Linked DNA regions of Homo sapiens: regions 1 and 2 are each linked to region 3. Evidence: chromatin loops called from intact Hi-C (ENCODE). Cell type or tissue: GM12878. All regions are shown on one strand. Links, peaks and the distances in the headings refer to the core of each region. The heading gives the core; the rest is flanking DNA.

Region 1 (5,825 bases), core at 490-5,489, 220 kb after region 3:
TATTTACCAAATGACCATTTTTAGTGTTAAAAGGTACTGAGGAATTGAGGTATGTAAATCAGGTGACATAAACATGAAAATTATGTGCCTAAATATTTTTGTAATGGTGTAAAATAAATACTTTTTCCTGAAAACAAGTATTAAAATTCCTTTGTAACTGCATACAGAGACTAATCCAGAGCCAGAAGTCTGCCCATATTTTAGAGGTTGGCATCCTGTTAGGTGATTGAGACTCCATATGTAGAAAATACTGTTTTATATACAAATGCTTTTATGAATAGTATGTATGACTGAATATCCAGTGTCTTGTGGCATACTTGTGGTAAATTAGAAGGAAGGAAGTGCTAATCTTTCTGTTTTCAGGGTATTTCAACTGCATTATCAGGTTTCCAAGCTCCTGAGTAGCTTTACTCATCAAGTAGAGGCATTTTGGTACAAGCAGACTCAGCAGAGGTGGAAGCACATTAAGGTGTGTCAGAGGGAGAAGCATATTAAACCTTTTTTAAAGAAAAAGATTGTGGTAAAATACACATAAAATATACCATCTTAGACATTTTTAAGCATACAGTTTAGTAGTGTTACATATATTCACATTGTTGTTCAACCAATCTCCAGAACATTTCCTTGCAAAATTAAAACTCCATACCCATTAAACAGAAACTCACCATTTTCCCCTCACCTCAGTCATCGATAACCACCATTCTTTATGTTTCTATGAATTTGACTACACTAGGTATTTTATATAAGTGGAATCGTACCATATTTGTCTTTTTGTGGCTGGCTTATTTCACATAGCATAACGCCCTTGATGTTATTCCATGTTGTGTAACATATGTCAGAATTTCCTTCCTTCTTAAGTCTGAATAATATTCCATTGTATGTGTACCATTTTGTTTATCCAGCCTTTGGTTGATGGGTACTTGGGTTGCTTCTACCTCTTGGCTATTGTGAATAATCCTGCTATGAACATGGGTGTACAAATACTTTTCAAGATCCCACTTTTTTGTGTGTGTTTTTTTAGACGGAGTTTCACTCTTGTTGCCCAGGCTGGAGTGCAGTGGCACCATCTTGGCTCACTGCAACCTCTATCTACTTCCCGGGTTCAAGCGATTCTCCTGCCTTAGCCTCTGGAGTGACTGGGATTACAGGCATGCACCACCACGCCCATCTAATTTTTATATTTTTAGTAGAGACGGGTTTTCATCATGTTGGTCAGGCTGGTCTCGAACTCCTGACCTCAGGTGATCCACCTGCCTCCGACTCCCAAAGTGTTGGAATTACAGGCATGAGCCACTGTGCCCAGCCAAGATCCCACTTACTTTTCTTTTGGGTATATACTCAGAAGTGAAATTGCTGTATCATATGGTAATTCTAATTTTTTTGAGAAACCACTAGACTTTTCCATTATGGCTGGCCCATTTTAGAATCCCACCAAGAGTGCACAAGGGTTCCAGTTTCTCCACATCCTCACCAACACTTGTTATTTTCTGTTTTTCAGATTGTAGCCGTCCTAATGGATGTGATATGATAATCTTGTTCTGGTTTTGATTTGTATTTTCCTAATGATTAGTGATGTTGAGCATCTTTTCATATGCTTGAGGTGATGTTTAGTTGTAAGAATTCTTTATATTCTGGATTTTAACCCCCTTAGATATATATGTCTAAGGAGATATATATATATTTTTTTAACAGTAACATATAATATATAAATAACAATATTTATATTATTAAATTAATATATATATTTAAGGATATATATATATTTAACAGCTTTCCTCCTGTTTTCTAAGAATTTTGTAATTTTATGTCTTTAGATCTTGAATATATTTTTGATTTCTGTATATGTTGTAAATACATATTTAACCCCTTTAGATATAGGGTATCTGCATATATATACAGATACATCTTTATACATCTCTATATCTGTGTGTGTATATATATACACACACAGATATATCTATATCTAAAGGGGTTATATATATATATATATATTTTTTTTTTTTTTTTTTAACACAGGGTCTCACTCTGTCACCCAGGCTGGAGTGCAGTGGCATGATCACAGCTCACTGCAGCCTCAATTTCCTGGGCTCAAGAAATTCTCCTACCCTAGCCTCCTGAGTAGCGGAGTAGAGGTGCATACCACCACACCCAGCTAATTTTTTTGTAGAGACGGGGTTTTGCTATTGCTGTCCAGGCTGGTCTCAAACTCCTGGGCTCAAGCAATCTGCCTGCCTGGGTCTCCCAAAATGCTAAGATTCCAGGTGTAAGGTGCTGTGCCCAGCCCCTTTATCAGATATGTTATTTGCAAATACTTTCTGTCATTCCACAGGTTACCTTTTCACTCCTTTGATTATATCCATTGACTTTGATGCACAGCAAAGTTCTAAATTTGTATGTAGTCCAGTTATTTACTTCTACTCTTGTTGCCTGTGCTTTTGGTGGCATATCCAAGATATGCTGCCAAATCCAATGTGAGTTTTATAATTTTACGTCTTAAATTTAGATCTTGAATACATTTTGAGTGAATTTCTGTATATGTTGTAAAGTAAGGGTCCAACTTCATTCTTTTGCATGTGGATATTTCATTTTCCCAACACCATTTGTTGAAGAGATTGTCCTTAACACATGTGTTTTAATCAACTTTAAAAAACCCTCTTAGAGTCTGATTTTTTTCTAATTTGTTGAAGTTAGAATTCATCTTTTTGATAGCTTCTTGTCTCACTTGGCTTCCTTGAAGCATAGGCTGTCAGTATTGGGCAACGCTATAGATGATGCACTGCTCAGAGGAGAAAGCACAGAGCTAGTGCCATTGTGTACCCACAGTGGGTCAGCATTTACCAGGTAACTTCAATTCTTCTTTCCTACAGTTCTCATCACTTGGGGCCTATGTATACATTGGTTCATCCATCCATCAAGCCAGACTGAGTTCACTGGGGCCAGCACCCATCCTCTACTAGAGGCCTGGCATCTACAGGTGAAGCTCAGAGAGGCACACTTGCCCGGTGTGGTCAGGGAACCCGCATTCAAACCCCCATCAGTCTGACTTCAAACACCCTTGCTCTTCGCCACCATGCTAGGTTCTCGTTTCTCTTAAGTCTGTCTGTAATAGACTTGGCAGTACCAAACTCATCACCGCTCTATACTTGTCAAATGTTATTTTTCATTCATTGTTCACCCACTGTGGATTTAAAGCTTAAGCATGAGATGGTGGCTGGTTTAATCTGAGAAGGCAAAGCAGCTATGCTTTTCCAGCTGTGCTAAAAGTGCCCTCTTGTGGCAACACCTGCTTTTGGCAGCTAAATGATGGAAAGCAGTTTAAGAGGAAGGAAAAGCAGTATTTACTGAGGGCCGACTATGTGTTTTCACTGGGTTCGGGCTAAAATGTGCCTTCTCATATTTGGTCCTTCCAGCACTTTACTGGTGCATAAATGGTGGCTTTAGCCAGGCTAAGGAATTTGTCCAACTTCACTCACATGAGAAATGTAAACCTGGACTTTGATTTCAAAACCCCTTTCTTTCTGAAGAATATATTTCATATACCATCCCTCGTTGTTAGAGAAAGAAATAGGAGGGTTTCATCAAGAGTGCTTTATCATATCTGCCTATTTATCCTTCAGATAATTTTTTTCGGTGAATATTTTTGAGGACAATGTTCACAAATGATGACAGAATTATGAAAGTATAGCTGAGATATGCATATGAATGTATGGGAGGAGGAATTTCATTCCACCTGGGAATGGTAGGAAAGGTTTCCTTGGAGAAATGGCATTTGAGCTGATTCCTGAAAAACAACTAGGATTTGCCTGAGAAAATACTGGCGGGGACAGCCCACCCACCTTCTAGGGCCTCTGTCCCACTCCTTGATTGGAGTGCATCTTTCGTTATAGTACGTCCCCTCATCTCTGTGGGTCTTCCTTGACCAGCCTATCTGAAATAGGCTCCCCTGCCCTCACCACACCATGTTCTCTTCTCTCCCTTATTTCATCCCCATAGCACTTCAAGCTCTATGAAGACAGAGGTTTTGGTCTGTTTTTTTTTTTTTTTTTTTTTTTTTTTTTTTTTTTTTTTTTTTTTTTTTAGCGTAGCAGGGCAGAAGCATGGCCTCATTTGCGTTTTAGAAAGATCACACCAGCTGCAGTATTTGGATTGTATACTGTAGGTCAGAGGTTGGCAAATTCAGATGTCTCACAGGGGCCAGGTGTGAATGCCTAGAGTGAATGGTGGGGCTTGGGGTACATACCTGCTCAAAGGCATTGAAATAAAACAAAAAATCTGCCAGCTAGACTTAGCCCACTGGCTACCAGCGTGACTAAGTTGAACTACTACAGATGAGATTTGCACTATGACAGGATCACTGGGATTGCTGCGTGGATGACTGTCAGGTGGGGATCACGGAAGGGCAGAACTGGAGGTGAATGCATCAGATAGAGCAGGCTGTTGTGCTAGTGAGAATGATGAGGTCCTAAAGTACAGTTGTTTCTTTTTACATAGAAAAGAAAAGGGATTTGAGTTATTTTAGGAATTATAATTAACAGGTGATAAGACTGTTTCTCTTTTTTTTAAAGTTGTTTCTTCTTTTTTTTTTTTTTTCTTTTTTTGCCTAAATGTGTGTCTTCAGGAGACCATTTTAACTTTGGGAACATTTTTTTAATTAAGCATTTTATTTAATTATTTTCAAGAAACCACCTTAAATACTTAATTAAAACTTGAGGCCTATATTGAAAACAGGTTTCCTGATAGTTTCCAGAACATTATTTGAAACACCTGTTTCCTCAACTAAGATTTAAAAATTTAATAATCCACTGTAGGATGCTGAATAGACTTCACCCATTATCACTTTGGATTTTTTTTCTTTTTTTTTTCTTTTTGAGACAGAGTCTCGCTCTGTCGCCCAGGCTGGAGTGCAGTGGCGCGATCTCGGCTCACTGCAACCTCTGCCTCCCGAGTTCAAGTGATTCTCTTGCCTCAGCCTCCCGAGGAGCTGGGGCTACAGGCTTGTGCCACCACGTCTGGCTAGTTTTTGTATTTTTAGTAGAGACAGGGTTTCATCATGTTGGCCAGGCTGGTCTCGAACTCCTGACCTCAAGTGATCACCCGCCTCGGCCTCCCAGACTGCTAGGATTACAGGCATGAGCCACTGTGCCTGGCCTGGATTTCTTAATATCTTATTGTTTTCATCAGCCATCAGAATTATGAGTTCAGCTTCTCTCTGGATCAAACTGGCAGTTCTCAGGGTGCTGCAGCGCTAATAGTGACAAAGTAGACTTAAGATGGCCATGTGACACTGACGGTGAAACTAATCATCTCACCGGAGTCGTCAGGTGAACGGAACCTTTCCCGAAGGGCTCATGGCCCACCTGTGCTAGGGCTGAGAGTCCAGTGCTGGACATGGCCATCCCATGACCTAATGAACATCTAAGCATGCATGCTTGCAAACCTAAATGTTTTTAAAGCTGATTTTGATCTACAAGAATGCTGATTGTCCTGCATTTTAGGTAAGCCAGTAAGTTTTGATCCAATTATTTTCACTTACAAAACATAATGGTGTACTTTCACCTAACCTCAATGCTTTCCGAGTATAAAAGCAGGAGGAACGTCTTTGAGGTGACTAACTTATGTTTCCAAGAGTTTTCCAAAAAGGTAATATTTGAAGTGTAGCAAGAAACAGAGTGCCTGCTATACCACAGTAAAAATACATTTATTGAGCCATTTTTACATGCTACACATTTTTTTTTAGCACCTTGTGTATTGACACATTTTAATCCTCTAAACAATCCTTTAAAGTTAGTCCTAGTGTTGTTTTAGAGGTGAAACAAGCATGGGAA
Region 2 (5,825 bases), core at 490-5,489, 290 kb before region 3:
AGCCCACTCCAGAAATAGCAGACTCATGGCAAGGCTGCCATTTCCTTCTATTACAGTGACAGAAATATTAATGAATTGATCATATCACCATTTCTTGCTGATGCTGGACAGGACAACATCTCAGAATCTTTCAGCACCAACAAAGTATCAATCAGAGTTGAGTCCTGTTAGTGTGAGAGAACAATGACATTATTGGAAAGGAAGAGACATTTAGAGAACTATTGGGGGAAATGTGTTGAATTCCACTTTTAGCATGTAGACTTGAAAAAGCACAATTTTCTTTTTTCTTTTTTTGAGAGAGCATCTTGCTCTGCTGTCCAGGCTAGCATGCAGTGGCACAACCATGGCTCACTGCAGCCTTGACCTCCTGGGCTCAAGTGATCCTTCCACCTCAGACTCTGAGTAGCTGGGACTACAGGTGCGTGCCACCACACTTGGCTAATTTTTTGTATTTTTTGTACAGACAGGGTTTTGCCATGTTGCCCAGCCTGAATTCCTTGGCACAAGCAATCCACCCACCCACCCACCTCAGCCTCCTAAAGAACTGGGATTATAGGCATGAGCCACCATGCCCAGCTGAGAAGGAATAATTTTCAAATGTAGCAGTCTCATAGGCAGCTGGAACACCAGGACTGAAAAGGAATGGGGCTGAGGGGTCGACACCTTCCTTCCCACATTGAGATCTTTCTGCAGACCAGGCTTGCTTCTTTCAGCTGTTGAAGACAGCTTCTTTCAGTTGGTCAATGACCTCTGTGTCTCTGCAGGAACTATTTGCTCTTTGCATAATGTAGTGGTTAAAAACTCAAGTATTAGAGCCAGGCTTCCTGGGTTTGAATCCCAACTCTAACATTTACCAAATGTAGGATTTCAGGTGATTTACTTAGCACCCCACCTGCCTTGTACCATGATTTCTTCATTTGCAAACTGGGATAGTAATTATCTGTATCTCATTGGGTTATTGTGAGGATTCAATGAGTTCATATGTGTAAAGGCTTAGAACAGTTCTCAGTAAATGTCAGTCACCATTATTATCTCATAAGGAGATTATAATATAAGCTTCTTGAAGACCCAGTTGGTGTTCTTCATCTTTTCCTGGCACAGAGATGGTGCTGAATAATAATGAACAGCACAGGCTTTGCAGTCCCAGAGGTCAAATCTCAAATCAGTATTCTACTCAGTAGCTGGGTGAGAATAAGTGTCCTCCTTGTAAAACTGAGATAATAGGCTGGGCATGGTGGCTCACGCCTGTAATCCCAGCACTTTAGCAGGCTGAGGCAGTTGGATCACGAGGTCAGGAGTTCGAGACCAGCCTGGTCAACATGGTGAAACCCTGTCTGTACTAAAAATACAAAAAATTAGCCGGGCGTGGTGACCGGCACCTGTAGTCCCAGCTACTCAGGAGGCTGAGATAGAAAAATCGTTTGAACCCGGGAGGCAGAGGTTGCAGTGAGCCAAGCTCGAGCCACTGCACTCCAACCTGGGCGACAGAGCTAGGCTTCGTCTAAAAACAAACAAAAAAAACACCTGAGATAATAATACCTACTTTGTAGAATTGCTGTATTGAATGAGATAATGTATGTAAATCTCCAGGGACACAGCAAACCTTAAAAAATGCAAACTCTTATTATCCGGGCTAGGTATAGTGTTGTGGGTGTGGAACCAGACTGCTTGGTTTTGAATTCCCGTTCTGCTATACAGTTGCTCTGGGATCTTGGCAAGTTACTTAAGTTCCTTGGACCTCTGTTTTTCTCTCTGTAAAGTGGGAATAATGGTAATAGGGTTGTGGTGTGGCTCAAATAAGAAAATGCATATATTGGCCCAGAGCTTGAGCCAATGCCAGCTTCTTATGATTTGCTTTATAAATCGATGAAGTGTTGAGAAGGTGTTTTAAAATGCACTTGCTAAAGAACAAAATCCATGAGCTCCATAACTGCAAAGACCCATCCTGAAGTCAGATTCTTATTGAGCCAAACCTCGAAAGCAAAGATAGCTCTGAAAGGCAGTAGCCAGGGAACTAAGCCCCTTCTCTAGGTAAGACGTGGGGACAATTAGCACCTAGAATCATAGGCTGCTAGAGCCAGAAGGATCTTTGTGGCTAGTTCATTGTGGGTTGTTTCCTCCTGAGTAATTGAAACCCAGGGAGGTCAGGGGACCCCACCCTAGTTGTGGACTGAGCCAGGACCAAGATTCAGGTCAGTTTAGTGGTTTCGTCACTGCAGCACGATGCTTCCCCATTCCGCAGCCCCCACCTGTGAAAATGAAGCTTGTAGATGCTGCCTATCGCCTGTTCCAAGGCGCCAGGCAGCCGCGAACTTCAAACTCCCCCTGGGCTAAAAGTTCAGCCAGAGCAGTAGATTCAAGCAAGAATGGTGTGGGATCCACTCTTGGCCTGTAGAGGGCGCTCTGAGCACAGGCCAGGGAGCTCGAGCCTGGGACGCGCCACGGCTACGTGGCCTCCAGGGCGAGTGAGGATGGCTGGCTGATTGCTTTTCGCGGGGCATGGGGAAAAGCCTTCAGCCCTTACGCCATCCAGCAGGTGAATGCACTTATGTCCAACAGTAGGTATCACACTTTTTGGTCTCGTGACTCTTTTATACTCTTATTATTGAGGATCCCAAAGAGCTATTGTTTATATGGGTTATATAGATATTTACCATATTAGAAATTAATAATGAGAAATGTTTAAAACATATACCCATTTAAAAATAGCAACAATAAATAATTAAATATTAGCATAAATAGTATTTTTGCAAAAAAAAAAATTTCCAAAACCCCCCAAAAATGCATTTTTTACAAATCCCTTTAATGTGTGTCTTAATAGAAAAGACCTAAGCCAGGGGCGGTGGCTCACGCCTGTAATCCGAGCACTTTCGGAGGCCAAGGCAGGTGGATCACGAGGTCAGGAGTTCGAGATCAGCCTGACCAATATGGTGAAACCCCGTCTTTACTAAAAATACAAAAATTGGCGTGGCGGCACGTGCCTGTAATCCCAGCTACTCAGAAGGCTGAGGCAGGAGAATCGCTTGAACCCGGGAGGCGGAGCTTGCAGTGAGCCGAGATGGCACCACAGCACTCCAGCCTGGGCGACAGAGTGAGACTCCATCTCAAAAAAAAGAAAAAAAGAAAGAAAGAAAAGACCTGAATTTTCCTTTTGCAGTGAGTCCCTATCAATTTCACAAGTCAGGTAACCTCTGAAAAACTCCACTATGTACTCTGAGAGAGTAAGAGTAAAAAATAGTTAAATCTTGAGAATTCCCTGAAAGTATCTCAAGGACACCACTCCGGGACATACTTGAAGAACTGCTGTGTACGAGAACGTCTATCTAGGCTAGGCGTGATGCCTCACACCTCTAATCCCAGCACTTTGGTAGACCTTGGCAGGAGGATCCCTTAAGCCTGGGAAATTGAGGCTGCAGTGAGCCATGATCATACCACTGCACTTCAGCCTGGGAGTCAGAGTGAGACTCTCTCAGCAACAACAAAAAACCTTTCAGCCAGGGATGGTGGCTTACCCCTGTAATCCCAGCACTTTGGGAGGCTGAGGCAGGCGGATCACTGGAGATCAGGAGTTCAAGACCAGCCTGGCCAACATGGTGAAACCCTGTCTCTACTAAAAATACAAAAATTAGCTGGGCTTGGTGGCAGGCGCCTGTAATCCCAGCTACCCAGGAGGATGAGGCAGGAGAATTGCTTGAATCTGGGAGGCAGAGGTTGCAGTAAGCCAAGATCGCACCACTGCACTCCAGCCTAGGCAACAGAGCAAGACTCTGTCTCAAAAAAATAAAAATAAAAATAAATAACTTTTATCTTAGTGTGATTTATAGAAGGGAGACTCTCCCCCGCTCCCTTCTCACTGCCACCAGCCTGCTTCAGACTTGGATTACATCGGTCAGACTTCAGAAAAAGCCTCAGAACTGGTTTCCTTGCCCCTGTCATCTCACCACCTCAATTTGCGAAGATACTATAATTTTTATAAAATACTGCATGATTAAGTTACTGTCCTCCTCAAAACCCTCAAATGATTCTTCAGTGCCTGGTCAATGAGGCTGACATGCCTGAAGGTCAGGCTCCATGATCTGATTGTAGCCCAAACTTCCAGGCTTCATTCACACTCAGGCCCATACGGGGGCCTCATGGGCCTGATGGGTTTGGTTCCACTTGTCCCTTCACTCGCAACACCTTCTGTCCCATCTCCTCCCATTCTCCTTTTGCTTTCAGACTCATGCCCCTTGCTGGAGATTTTTTATTTTATTTTATTTTATTTTATTTTATTGCCAGAGTCTTGCTCTTTTGCCCAGGCTGGAGTGCAGTGGCATGATCTTGGCTCACCGCAACCTCCACCCCCCAGGTGCAAGCGATTCTTCTGTCTCAGCCTCCCGCATAGCTAGGATTGCAGGTGTGCACCACCACACCTGGCTAATTTTTGTATTTTTAGTAGAGACAGGGTTTAACCATGTTGGCCAGGCTGTTCTCGAACTCCTGACCTCAAATGATCCACCCACCTCGGCCTCCCAAAGTGTTGGGATTACAAGCATGAGCCACAGCGCCCAGCCTGGAGATCTTTTACACGATTCTCAAACGGGGTTTGCCCTCCTACACAAAACCTGGTGTTCTGATGTGGTGCTTTTCATCCAGCTGTTGCCAGATAGGTCCCCAAAAAAGTTGCTTTGTCAGTTTCTTATTCCCACTGTAACAAAATGCCACAAACTTAATGGCTTTACATCACAAATTCATCTTATCGTTCTGGAGGTCAGAAGATGGATATGGTTCTTGGGGGCCACAGTCAAGCTGTTGGCAGAGCTATATTTCATATGGAAGCTCTAGGGGAGAATCAATTTCCTTGTCTCTTCTGGCTTCTAGAGTCCTCCTGCATTTCTTAGCATATGGCCCCTTCCTCCATCTGCAAAGTGCATCACTCCAACCTCTGCTTCCCTTCCATCCTCACCTCTCCCTCTTTCTCTGACTCAGCTGCCTTCCTCTTATAAGGACCCCTGTGATTACACTGGACCCACCTTACTAATCCAGGGTAATCTCCCCATCTCAAGGTCCTCAACTTAATTACATCTTCAAAGTCCATTTGCTATGTATTATAACATATCAGAGGCTCCAGGAATTAGGATGTGGAACTGGGTGGTGGACAGAGTGGAGGGACATTATTCAGTCTAACACAGTCATTAATGCCAAAAGATGAAAGTCAAAATCCACCCACCATGAGCTGTACAAGTTTAGCAGTCAGACATATGTCCCTACGTGGAGATAATATTCATCCAATTGCTTTGAAGATTAAATGAGATAATCTACATGAAGCATGATGACAGCTGCACAGTGATCACTTGCCAAGTGCCTGTGACTATTATTATTAGCCATTATTATGGCATTTACCACCAGGTGACTTAGGGTCCTCTTCACAACACCCATCATACTTCATAACTAGATATTTATTTTGGGTGATTGTTTAGTACTTGATGATTTTTTAATTGATTCTAAAGTACGTAAACATTACCTTAATGCATTCATGGGTAAAAAAATGAAGAAGACACCTGGGCGCGGTGGTTCACGCCTGTAATCCCAGCACTTTGGGAGGCCGAAGTGGGTAGATCGTGAGGTCAGGAAATCGAGACCATCCTGGCTAACACAGTGAAACCCCGTCTCTACTAAAAATACAAAAAAATTAGCCGGGCGTGGCAGCATGCCCCCTGTAGTCCCAGCTACTCGGGAGGCTGAGGCAGGAGAATGGCATGAGCCTGGGAGGCAGAGCTTGCAGTGAGCTGAGATGGCGCCACTGCACTCCAGCCTGGGCGACAGAGCGAGACTCCATCTCAAAA
Region 3 (5,000 bases), core at 1-5,000:
CATTGGTAAGCCTGATATAAGCAGAGGATTGAAAGACACTGGAAAGATTGGGCCTTAGGTACTCTTGCCCTCTGCCATCACCATAAGGACATGCCCAGGCTAGCCTGTTGATGGCAGAAAGAGGACCAGGAGACATGTAGAGGAGAGCTCATGCAAAGACATAGGAGTGAGCCAGCTGAGCTGCAAACACATGCCCAATTCCAGCAAAGCTCACCTTAGACCAGCTGGACCCCACTGACATTGAGAAATAAATGTTTATTGTTATATGTCCCTTCAGCTTTTGTGGCAGTTTGTTACACATTATTGTGTAGCAGGACGAGCCGCAGACAAAACCTCTCAGACACCGAGTTATAGAAGGAAGGGCTTTATTCAGCTGGGAGCATCGGCAATCTACCGCCTTAAAATCCGAGCTCCCCGAATGCACAATTTCTGTCCTTTTAAAGGGCTCACAACACTACAGATTTCACATGAAAGGGTCGTGATTGATTTGAGCAAGCAGGCGGTACGTGACAGAGGCTGCATGCACCAGTGGTCAGAGAGAAACAAAACAGGGCAGGGAGTTTCACAATGTTCTTCTATACAATGTCTGGAATCTATGAATAACATCGCTTTCTAAGTTATGAGTTGATTTTTAACTACTGGGTTTTGGCCAGGCAGGCCCAGTCCTGGTTTCGGGCCTGGTGCTGGGTTGCCTGTCTTTGCTTTTACTTCCTTGTTGTTTTTTCTTAAAACAGGTACTGAGTATAAAAAAATATAAAACAATATGAGAGGGTCTCTCTCTTCCCTCAATCGTAGCAGTAGATAGCCGATATACCAATCCCTCTTATTTCATGTAAATAGGAGTATGTAATAGACTAGAAAAATGTTTAGAAAATAGAAAGGAATTATATTACCAGTGTCTCTGAATAAGTTTTCAGAAACCAACTGTTTTCTGGTTGAAACTCTCATTCTCTGCTCCCCCTGGTGGTGCTACATAGGCCATCTTGGTAACAGGTACATTTGAGCTCACTTTTCAAAACCTTCTCTTTGTCAGAAGTGGCAAATGGAACTGAAAGAATATTTGTTATCTCATATGGTCTTCATAACAATCCTTTGTGACAGGTAGTATTAGCTCCATTATATAAATAGGGAAACAGAGTTTGAAAGAGGTCAAGCCAGATTTTTTTGAACTTATACCATCAGTAACTGAGTGCCTCTCACAGACTCTACATCACTTTAAAGACCACATAAATATTTAGAAAATGAAAAGACAGGTCTCAAACCAACTTTGAAAAGCTAGTTATATTTTGTAATCAAGATTACATAGTAGGTGGTTTTTCTCTGAGATGTTTATTTTCTTTCTTTTTATAGAGATGGGGGTCTCACTGTATTGCCCCGGCTGCAGTGCAGTGGCTATCCCTGGTGGGATCATAGTGCATTACAGCCTCAAAACCCTGGCTCAAGTGATCTTCCTGCCTCAGTCTCTCAGGTAGCTGAATATAGGCTTGTATCACCCCTCCCAGCTGAGATTTATTTTCTTCTTGCTATCTCTGAGCCTTTACTAAAATCTGTATATATTCCAACCTGGTCTAAGCTAGACTTCTAGGGAATTCAGAAGGGAGAGAGGTAAATGAGGTGGGAGCAAGATGTTTGTAAATGTTCTCCCAGAGGCAGCTGTGTCTCCAGAGACAAAATCTGAAGCTTTGACCTGGAACCATCTTTCAAGAGATAACTAGAGTCATGTGTCACTTAACGACAGGGATACATTCTGAGAAATGCATCATTAAGCGATTTCATCATTGTACGAACATCATAGATTGTAATTACACAAACCTGGGTGGTATAGCCTACTACACACCTAGGCTATATGGTATAGCCTGTTGCTTCTAGGCTACAAACCTATAAAGCATGTTACTGTACTGAATCCTGCAGGCAATTGTAATATAAATCACTAGGTGACAGAAATTTTTCAGCTGCATGATAAGTTTATGGGACCACCATCATATATGCCATCCATCATTGCCTGAAACATGGACTGCTGCGTGGCACATATTCTCCTTGCCTCGTCAGCCTAATTCCCTTAGATACTTCACAGTCTGTATGTACCTTAGCTAAAGGGGCTGAAAAGCACCCTCAATACTGTGACTTTCAGTTGGATTCCTTTGCTCTACTATCCCTGCTGCATGGCTCCCCTAGAGGCTAGAGAGTAACATTACTAGCTAGCATTTAGTGAACAATTACACTATTCCAGGCTTGTAGCTAACTTCTTACATCATTGGATCCCCTTTCCCACAACAAACACATGATATAAGGGCTTATCTTATCCCCATGTTATGTATGGGAATAACGAGGCACAGAGAAGATAAGAAACATGCTCAAGATTGCATGACTAGGCCGGGCGCAGTGGCTCGCACCTGTAATCTCAGCATTTTGGGAGGCCGAGATGGGCAGATCACTTGGGATCAGCCTGGCCAACGTGGTGAAACCCCATCTCTACTAAAAATACAAAAAGAAGCCAGACGTGGTGCCCGATGCCTGTAATCCCAGCTACTAGGGAGGCTGAGTCAGGAGAATCGCTTGAACCCGGGAAGCAGAGGTTGCAGTGAGCCAAGATCACGCCACTGCACTCCAGCCTGGGCAACACAGTGAGACTCTGTCTAAAAAGAAAAAAAAAGAAAAAGAAAGATTGCATGACTTAGCCAGGAGCAGTGGCTCGTGCCTGTAATACCAGCACTTTGGGAGGCTGAGGCGGGATGGTTGCTTGAGCTCAGCAGTTAGAGACCTTGACACTAGCCTGGGCAACATGACACAACCCTGTCTCTACAGAAAAATTTTTAAAATTTAGCTGGGCATGGTGGCACTCTCCTGTGGTCAGCTACTTGGGAGACTGAGGCAGGAGGATTGCTTGAGTCCAGGAGGTCAAGGCTGCAGTGAGCTGAGATTGCGCCACTGCGCTCCAGCCTGGGCAGTAGAGCAAGACCCTGTCTCAAAAGGAAAAAAAAAAAAAAGATTGCATGACTAGAAAGTAGCAGAGCCAGGCTTTGAACTCTAGAGCCTGTGCTCTTGGCCACAAGGCTTTCCTGTCGCTTTGAAGTAAACCCCCCACCTCCAGCAATATCTAATGGAGGCAATGCCACCACGGAGCTAAAGTGGTAGAAGAGACCTGTAATCTTTGGTATCCTCCCACTCCTCTTGACTCTGACTTTCCTGTCTTCCTACAGACATGCAGAGACAACACTTCATGCATGACCCAGATGAAATTGACAGTAGCAAATGTAAACAAAGCTTCATTCTGGCTACAGTGACTTGGCTTGAGTGATCTGGATAGAAATGGTAATTCACTTTTTCTGTGTTAGTGGTTGTGTTTAAAGGAAACGTGGTAGATTGACTGAGGGAGTCATGAGTTTAAAAAAACTTTCTGAAAAAAATAATGGTGGAGGAGACAGAAGTGGCTTTGGATTGAAACCTGTCTTTTCATTTTCTAAATATTTATTTGGTCTTTAAAGTGATGTAGAGTCTGTGAGAGGCACTTAGTTACTGACGGTATAAGTTCAAAAAAATCTGGCTTGACTTCTTTCAAACTCTATTTCCCTATTTATATAATGGAGCTAATACTACCTATCACAAAGGATTGTTATGAAGAGCATATGAGATAACAAATATTCTTTCTACTCTATTTGCCACTTCTGATAAAGAGAAGGTTTTGAAAAGTGAGCTCAAATGTACCTGTTACCAAGATGGCCTATGTAGCACCACCAGGGGGAGCAGAGAATAAGAGTTTCAACCAGAAAACAGTTGGCTTCTGAAAACTTATTCAGAGACACTGATAATATAATTCCTTTCTATTTTCTAAACACTTTTTCTAGTCTATTACATACTCCTATTTGCATGAAGTAAGAGGATTTGGTATCCTTTTTTTTTTTTTCCTCTGGAGACAGAGTCACTCTGTCACCCAGGCTGGAGTGCAGTGGCTCCATCTTGGCTCATTGCAACCTCCACCTCCCAGATTCAAGCGATTCTCTTGCCTCAGCCTTCTGAGTAGCTGGGATTACAGGCACACACCACCAGGCTTGGCTAAATTTTTTGTATTTTCAGTAGAGACGGGGTTTTGCCATGATGGCCAGTCTGGTCTTCAATCCCTGAGCTCAGGTGATCCGCCTGCCTTGGCCTCCCAAAGTGCTGGGATTACAGGCATGAGCCACTGCACCCAGCCTAAGAAACTCAGTATTCTTTAATATCATTCTATGACTGTGATACTATACAAGGACCCCAGGTGTCTTATTAGGATAAAACCCCATTAATTCAGAATCTAGGACTTGAGAATTGTATTTGTGTTGTTTTGAAATTTAATCTAAATTCTGCATATGCAAAAGGAATTCAGCAGGATCTTCACTTGATTATCAATCAAATGATGCAGAACGTGGATCCCATTTAAGTGTATGCAAACAACCATAAAGTTCACATTTATGATTTGAGTGAACAAAGGTAAACAAGTTGACGTAAGGAATTTACTTTTAATGAGTAATTTTTAGGGTATATAATAAAATTAGTATAGTTTTGCCCCCATCTTCTTGATACTTTTAAGATATATTACTCTATAGCAAAACCGATACTCAGAATCAGTCTTAAACAGCAAAAGGATTTGGAATCATGCTTAGCACCAAAGAAAAATTAAGTTATGTTTAATGTATTTTAGTGTTAAATACATATCACTTTATTTAACGCGCTGAAAACTGGTAATTTCACAGCTGATACATAACTGTTAATTAAGAAAAGCCAGGCCAGGTGCTGTGGCTCATGCTTGTAATCCTAGCACTTTGGGAGGCTGACGAGAAAGCCAGGGGGAGGATTATTTGAGGCTAGTTCAAGACCGGCCTGGGCAACATGGCAAGAATCTACAAAAAAATAAAAATAAAAATAAATTAGCCAGGCATAGTGATGAGTGACTGTAGTCCCAGCTACTTGGGAGGCTAAGGCAGGAGGATCACTTGAGCCCAAGAGGTTGTGGCTGCAGTGAGCTA

Evidence for each region. Hi-C counts contacts between places; a loop is a spot of excess contacts. Peaks named below come from ENCODE experiments on the same cell type or tissue, not always from the same donor. Only the 100,000 strongest peaks of a DNase experiment are listed, where the experiment ranks them.
Region 1: it touches region 3 in a loop (7-fold over the local background); 35 of 110 quality-filtered maps call a loop at or near these places.
Region 2: a loop joins it to region 3, with 10 times the contacts of the local background. A loop is called at or near these places in 43 of 110 quality-filtered maps.

What each region holds. Positions count from the first base shown.
Region 1 is chr1:66,993,687-66,999,511 of GRCh38, reverse strand. SLC35D1 (solute carrier family 35 member D1) reads left to right here. Exons shown (of 12, transcript NM_015139.3): 12 at 1-162. Among named protein-coding and RNA genes, the nearest start is that of SLC35D1, 58 kb to the left of the region's middle. In GM12878, for the core only: a CTCF peak has its summit at 3,284 (motif pointing left); a DNase peak (open chromatin) is centred at 3,271.
Region 2 is chr1:67,497,199-67,503,023 of GRCh38, reverse strand. No RefSeq gene overlaps it. Among named protein-coding and RNA genes, the nearest start is that of LINC01702, 22 kb to the left of the region's middle. RefSeq lists an enhancer at 2,235-2,738. In GM12878, for the core only: a CTCF peak has its summit at 2,395 (motif pointing right); a DNase peak (open chromatin) is centred at 2,413.
Region 3 is chr1:67,210,531-67,215,530 of GRCh38, reverse strand. All of the region lies in intron 6 of IL23R (interleukin 23 receptor), which reads right to left. Among named protein-coding and RNA genes, the nearest start is that of IL23R, 47 kb to the right of the region's middle. RefSeq lists an enhancer at 27-166. In GM12878, for the core only: CTCF peaks have their summits at 982 (motif pointing left), 2,175 and 3,710 (motif pointing right); DNase peaks (open chromatin) are centred at 500, 700 and 992; H3K4me3 peaks cover 725 bases; H3K27ac peaks cover 1,651 bases.